2 separate regions of the Mus musculus genome follow, and region 2 is linked to region 1. A link is a contact called in ENCODE Hi-C or POLR2A ChIA-PET data. All regions are on one chromosome and are shown on one strand. The core of a region is the stretch at or near the end of the contact, and the rest is flanking DNA. Distances in the headings are between cores, read along the strand shown. Region 1 holds the start of Gab1 (growth factor receptor bound protein 2-associated protein 1). Region 2 holds the start of Usp38 (ubiquitin specific peptidase 38).

Region 1 (3,471 bases), core at 920-3,419:
AGAGGTTCTCACACTGCCTCAGCCATCTACATGCTAACATCAGAAGCATGCGCCATCACACTGCAAATCTTATAATGCACATACATAAATATGATTCAATACATGATGTGAAAGTGGTATAATTTAAATATAATATATAATTTTTTATATAATAATGTGTGGTGGTTTGAATATGTATAGTCCCCATAGACTCATGTGTTTGAATGCTTAGTCCATAAGGAGTGGCACTATTAGGAGGCGTGGCCTTGTTGGAGGAAGTATGTGCGTGTTTGGAGCGGGAGGGCTTTGAAATTTCCTATGTTCAAGCTATGCCTGGTGTGTCACTCAGTCTCCTTTTGCTGCTTGTGCAATATGTGGAGGCATATCTCATGGGCTCAAGCATAAATCTTAGGCAATACTTTTAAAAATTATTCATTTTATGTGTATGTGTGTATGTGTGTTTTGCTTACATGTATGCCTGTGATCCATGTGCATGCCTGATACCTATGGAGACTGGAAAAGGATAGCTGACCTTCTGGGACCATAGAGGTTTAAGAGTAAAATCCAGATTCTCTGCAAGAGCAGCCAGTGTTCTTCACCCAGAGCCATTTGCCAGGTCTTAATGCAACACTTTAAATTCATCTTCTTTTTTGGAGATTGGTTCTTATACTCTATCAAGCTTAGGCTGACCTAGAACTCACAATAATCCTCCTGCCTCAGTTTCCCAAGTGCTGGGGTTGCAGGTGTAAGTTTCTAACTGCAGGTGTAGATTTTTGTATATAGAAATGGAATAAGTGAAACTTATTTGGGAAAAAAGCTCTATTTGAAATTCCAAAAGTTAAATAATACAAGATAGATTACACTTTTCCATTTCAAAAGCACTTTATGGCAAAAACAAAGGGCACTGTCTCTTCTTATATGCAAGGGCTTTTGTCTTATTATTAACTTAGCATCTACTTTTCTTTTCTTTCTTTAATTTCTTCACTCCTGCCTCCATGTCTCTCTCTAGTCTTTCTTTCCCTCCCCCTCCCCTACCTACCTTGGCAGGCCTGGGATTACAGGGGTTCTGCCAGGCAGGGCTCCCAGCACCTTTTCCTCTTTACGACCCCCAAGGTTTCAGACTCAGAACACACATTTATTAGGAGAGCCCCAAACTCATGCTTCTCAGAAATGCTTGTTTATCTATTTGTATTTTCACACAAACTCCCTTTTTGAGACAGGGCCTCTTTATGTAGTCCTGGTCGCCTTAGAACTCACTTTGTGGACAAAACTGGCCTTAAACTCACAGAAATCTGCCTGCCTCGGCCTCCCAAGCGCTGGAATTAAAGACATGCATCACCATGCCCAACTCTTTAAAATTTTTGTCTGATTATATTGCCTTCTAAAATTTGTTCCAAGGCTTTGTTTCAAACACACCCGTAAAGAAGAGTCTGTTACAAGACTGTGTCAAACTCAGCCCAGATATAATAACTGTAAAACACACAAAAAGGCAAATAGAATTAGGGTACCCAGAATGATTTCTTTTCCTGTCCAACATCCTAGCGCAGGTTTTAAACAAACACAACGCCAACTGGAAGAAACAGCCCATGAGTGGAAGCAGTGTGAGACTTTATCCTGTCTTAGAGATACACGCAGCTGAACGCTTTGTGGAGGCTAAGCGGTAGCATCACTCGGTAGAACAGCTCCTGGGTCAGGCCCTAGGCACCCAGGAGGTCCCCCACCCCCTTGGTCTCTGGGTGCACAGTGAGGGTCCTAGCGCGCTCCTGGTCCGGGAGACGCAGTCCTTCAGTCTCTCGAGCAGCCAGGACCCGCTTGAGTGAGTTCTCCTCCTGGCTGGGTTATTTTTTCAGACTGTCAAGTAGGGAAATCCTTCCGAAAACTCTGGATCGCGAAGGCACAGCCGAGTACAAACTCCTGACCCTGGGGGTTGTCAAGATGGCAAACTCAGTCGGAGCTGGCGAGAGTGCCCGGCACTCCCGCTCTCACACTGGGGTGGCGCTGCGTTCCCGGAGACCGCCGCCTTCCATAGCGCGCGGGCCCGGGGCGGCGGGGCGGCGAGGACCCCAGCGCGCCTGCTGACTACAGATCCCAGGGTGCCTCTGCCATCTCGCTCCCTCCCAGCGCCGGCCCCGCCTCCCCAGCCCTTGTTGTTTTGGCTGGAAGCGCTCCGGAGGAGTTTCAGAGAAAGTCTGGGCTGAAGCTAGAGGCGACCGATCGTGGGAAGGGGAGGCAGAAAGGCTAGGAGGAGGAGGGCCGGGGCCCAGGCCGCGCCTCCCCGAACCCGCCGCGCGCCCCCGGGGTGGGGGAGGAGCGCAGGGGACAGGACAGAGGGGTCCCTCCCCGAAGCAGAGCCGCCCTGCGCCTCGTCCCTGTGCTGATCCCCGCCCTCATCCGAGGCTGGAGCGCAGACCCACCCTCCCACCGCGGACCCGCGACCTCCCCGACGCCCGGCGACGCCCTGACCCTCGCTGCTGGTCCGCGAACTCCCTAGGCTGATCAGGACCTGCCCCTGTGCCGGCTGCCACCCGGACGCCGCACGCCTTCCCAGGCGCCCTTTTCCGAGCAGAGGGAAAGAGAAGATCGAGCCCCTCTCAGTGTGAATGCGCCAACGGGCGGAGCGGAGCGGAGCGGACACCGCGCGCGGGCATTGTGTGTGCGCGTGCAGCGTGGGGTCCGCAGCGGGGAGCACCCGCGGGAGGTCCCGTTTCCAAGGGGCGGAGCGCAGGGCTTCCAGTTCTGGGCTCCCTGTCCGGACAGAGTCCCAGCGGAGCCCGACCGCTGCCTAGGCGGCGGGACGGCGCGCCTGGCGGCCAGGAGGGCGCACTGAAAGAAGGTCGGCGAGCCCTGGTCCCCGCGGTTCCCGATCGAGTTCCTCTTCAGTCCGCGAATCTGCGGGAGAGGTTCGATCGCCGACACAGGGCGCGGGGAGCCGGGCCGCCCCGTCGGGGGAATCTGAGACGTCCTCTGGGCTGCGTTTGACTGCCGTGCCCGCCGTGCACGGAGCGCGTCCACTGTGTCCACCGACCCCTTTGGTGTCTGGTCCTCGAGTCCTCACGGCGTGCACCATGAGCGGCGGCGAAGTGGTTTGCTCGGGATGGCTCCGCAAGTCGCCCCCGGAGAAGAAGTTGAAGCGTTATGTAAGTACAGGTCAGGTCACCGTCTGCCCCGCTGCAGCAGCCTGCGCGCCCGGTTGGCTCTTCCACGAATCCCGCCCTCCTTTTCCTCGATCCGTCTCTCGGCCGGCGGGCTCCGGACCGGGTGCGGTCCACTCCCACCCTGACGTCCACTCGGCGGCCAAACTTTCTCCCTCCATATTGCAGACTGCCTCCCTTGTAGGCCTCGTTGCCTGTTAGAGAAGCCCAGTTTTCCAGCTCAAAACTGGCTGCATACTTTGGTTGTTGTTATTTCCATTTAGCAAGGGTGGAGTGAAACAGGGAGAAAGAGCCTTCTTTTATTATCTGTATCAGATTCTCATGGAGCTGTTAAATCTCC
Region 2 (3,296 bases), core at 321-2,820, 130 kb before region 1:
CAATTGTCCCAGTAATCCCTTCTTTAAAGCCAGAGCCACATGGCCAAAGCTGCCAAGTTCTGCTGCTTGCTGAAGCTGGAATGTGTCCTCCCACCTCCACCATGTTCTATTATCAGCTTTCTGTTTTCTAACTCCCTCTCTGCCTAAGTTTGGGTTTCCTGAAATGAACTCAGAGACCTACATGGCTGTCTCTTGTAATGCTGGAACTAAAGGCATGTACCACCAGGCCTGGAGTTAAGCTCTTCACCTAGAACCTGCTTGTCCCAGGCTGGCCTTGAACTCAGAGATCTGCTTGGCCTTATCTCCATGGATTAAAGGTGTATGCCACTATGCCTGGGTCTAAATTTAGCTGAGAAGGATCTTGCTTATACACTGAACACTGAATACAAAAGCTCACTATTTTTTATTTTTTCCAGACATGGTTTCTCTGTGTAGCCCTGGCTGTCCTGGAACTCACTCTGTAGACCAGGCTGGCCTCGAACTCAGAAATCCACTTGCCTCTGCCTCCCAAGTGCTGGGATTAAAAGCGAGCACCACCACCACCCGCTAAAAAATCTATTCTTACAACAACCTTGTTTTGAATCACCACTAAATATATGAGCCACCAGTACTCTCTCTACATTAGCAATTGTTTCAGAGGAAAAACCCAGCCATTTAAGGCATTGGAGTATGTCTGGGCCTAACAAGGTCTTTAGAAAGATTTCCCCCAAAGCTTGGTTTGTTTGTTTGTTTGTTTTCTTATACTTTCCTCCATTCCTCAACTAGTGCTCTTCTCGCGTTTCCAAAATTTTCTCAGACACAAGATTTTAAACAATTAATAGCACTTCCTCGAATTGTCTTCATAAGCAACATGTCTCAGACTATGACATAGTAAAAGTTCCTCCATTTTGTCTCAGGTGGAGCCATCTTTGGTTTACCCGGAAACTGACACCATCATTCCCTGATGAAAGTGAAAAGTCCTGTACCCCAACTCTGTCCTAGAAACTCGGGGAAATGCCTCAGGCAACTGCACGTTTTGGGCTTCTAGTAAGCTGCTTGCTTACTTTATTTCCCTGCCAACGGCAAACAAGGAAGTAGTGTTTCCGTGTTCTCTGCCTTTTACAGCTCCCTGCACAGTGCGTTCTTCCGGCTGCTCTGAGAGAAGGGTTTCCCCCCGGCAGTCGCCGGCGGCTCAGTATAGACTCTCGGTTCGCTCGCGCTGAGTGGTCTCTGAGTTTCTAACCCTCACCACTGACGGAATCCACGTCCGGCGACAAGAACCTCAGAGCTCAGAGTAGGCTCCCTGAGCAGCGCCTCCGGAAGTCCGCCAGTGACGTACCACACAGTCTCCAGTGACGTGAGAGTGGCCGCGTGACTCACTCCGTGCCTCTGCGCCTGCGCGCCAGGGAAGGGGGCGCGGCCTATCGGGGGAGGAGCTACATGGAGAAGGGGGAGGGGCGGGGCCAGCAGGAAATGGGTCGAACGTAGCCGGGAAAGGACCGGAAAAAAGTGGGCGGGGCGAGGGCGGACCTATCCGCTGTACCTCGGAGCTTCACTTCCTATTCGCCAGTATTTCTGCTTCCGGGTTCAGGGTGTTCCGCGCCTCCGGCTCCTCTCCTTGGCAGATCGAGGTACTCGCATTGACAGTGCCTCCTGACTCAACCCAGGGCGACTTTTAACTGCCCACCCGCGGGAGCCGGGGCTCCGCACTGACCCGGGACACGAAGGCGCTCCTCACCTTCCAGCTCAGCCTGGAGGGTCCCTGCGCCCGGAGGCTGGGAGAGGTCGCGGGCCCAGCGAGGCAGCCTTATGCGGACCTCCGGCCCCTGAGGCGGACCGCGGGGACCCGCAGCCTTTCGGCGTCCCAGAATCGCTCGCTCCCGTCCCGGCTCGGATGGGCCTTCCCACTCGATAAATGTGGCTGCTGAGGCGGCGGTGGCGGTGGCCGGTCCTGCTGCTGGTTGGCTCCAAGTTCCTCCCCGCCGGGGCGCTTTGCTGCCCCCCGGGGCTGCCGCTGCCAGCTCTTTATCCCCAGGGCCTGGCCTTGCAGAGTGGCGACGATGGACAAGATTCTGGAAGGCCTGGTGAGCTCCTCGCACCCGCTGCCCCTCAAGCGGATGATTGTGCGGAAGGTGGTGGAGTTCGCGGAGCATTGGCTCGACGAGGCGCAGTGCGAGGCCATGTTTGACCTGACGACCCGCCTCATCCTGGAGGGCCAGGACCCTTTCCAGCGACAAGTGGGCCACCAGGTGCTGGAGGCCTACGCGCGGTACCACCGGCCGGAGTTCGAGTCCTTCTTCAACAAGACTTTCGTGTTGGGCCTCCTTCAGCAGGGCTACCACTCAGTGGACAGGAAGGACGTCGCCATCCTGGACTACATTCACAACGGCCTGAAGCTGATTATGAGCTGCCCGTCGGTGCTGGATCTCTTCAGCCTGCTCCAGGTGGAGGTCCTGCGAATGGTTTGCGAGAGGCCGGAGCCAGTGCTCTGTGCCCGGCTGAGCGACCTCCTGACCGATTTCGTGCAGTGCGTCCCCAAAGGGAAACTGTCAGTTACCTTCTGTCAACAGCTGGTTCGAACGATAGGTCATTTCCAGTGCGTGTCCACTCAGGAGAAGGAACTACGGGAGTATGTCTCCCAGGTAACGAAAGTGAGTACCTTACTACAGAATATTTGGAAGGCTGAGCCCTCCACGCTGCTACCTTCTCTGCAAGAAGTTTTTGCAAGCATCTCTTCCACAGGTAAGGGTCATTATTTCAGAAAAGTGTGTCTTGGAAATTCAACACGTGTGTCTCATCAACACAGTGCGCTTTTTTCCCCCCCGGAAGCATTCTCTTTGGGGGTACTGAAAGAGGCCAGGTAGCCTATTTTATTAGAGTAACTCCTCCAGTAAGAGACGTTCTTGATGGAGAGCAAAACTAAATACCCTTATGCAAAATGTTACTCCTCTTCACTGCCTTGTTCAGAATGGTACGCTGGAGCCAAAACATTGAGGATGCCTAAGTCCAAAGACCTTTGTCACTGAACAAGTCATTTAATTACACCACCTCTGCTCCAGTTTTGGAATTCTTACAGGCTGACAGCCAGGATGAAAAGCTTCTAGTCATTACTGACTAATGGTCATATATGATGCTTGCCGCAGGGAGTTATTATTACTGTGTGTAACCTATCATCTTATTGAAGGGTATCTTGTTGGGTTTTTTTTTTTCCTGTTTTCTGGTGGTCTCATTTTTTTTTAATTCATGAGTCGCGCACAATCTATTATTGTCCCGGTATACCATGTAGTGTTTTTTAAATGTCAGCATTTCACTTCACG

Evidence for each region. Hi-C counts contacts between places; a loop is a spot of excess contacts on that map. ChIA-PET counts read pairs that join two places held with the same protein, here RNA polymerase II (POLR2A).
Region 2: POLR2A ChIA-PET joins it to region 1 with 11 read pairs in Patski. The contact joins the promoter of Usp38 here to the promoter of Gab1 in region 1. A Hi-C loop is called at or near these places in 1 of 37 maps with a recorded cell type or tissue (mouse trophoblast stem cell). POLR2A ChIA-PET finds 5 or more read pairs at or near these places in 4 of 5 experiments (Patski and embryonic stem cell).

Annotation. Positions count from the first base shown.
Region 1 is chr8:80,879,177-80,882,647 of GRCm38, reverse strand. Gab1 (growth factor receptor bound protein 2-associated protein 1) reads left to right here and starts at 2,169. Exons shown (of 10, transcript NM_021356.2): 1 at 2,169-3,116. The coding sequence starts at 3,045.
Region 2 is chr8:81,013,180-81,016,475 of GRCm38, reverse strand. It overlaps Usp38 (ubiquitin specific peptidase 38), which reads left to right and starts at 1,570. Exons shown (of 10, transcript NM_027554.2): 1 at 1,570-2,721. The coding sequence starts at 2,040.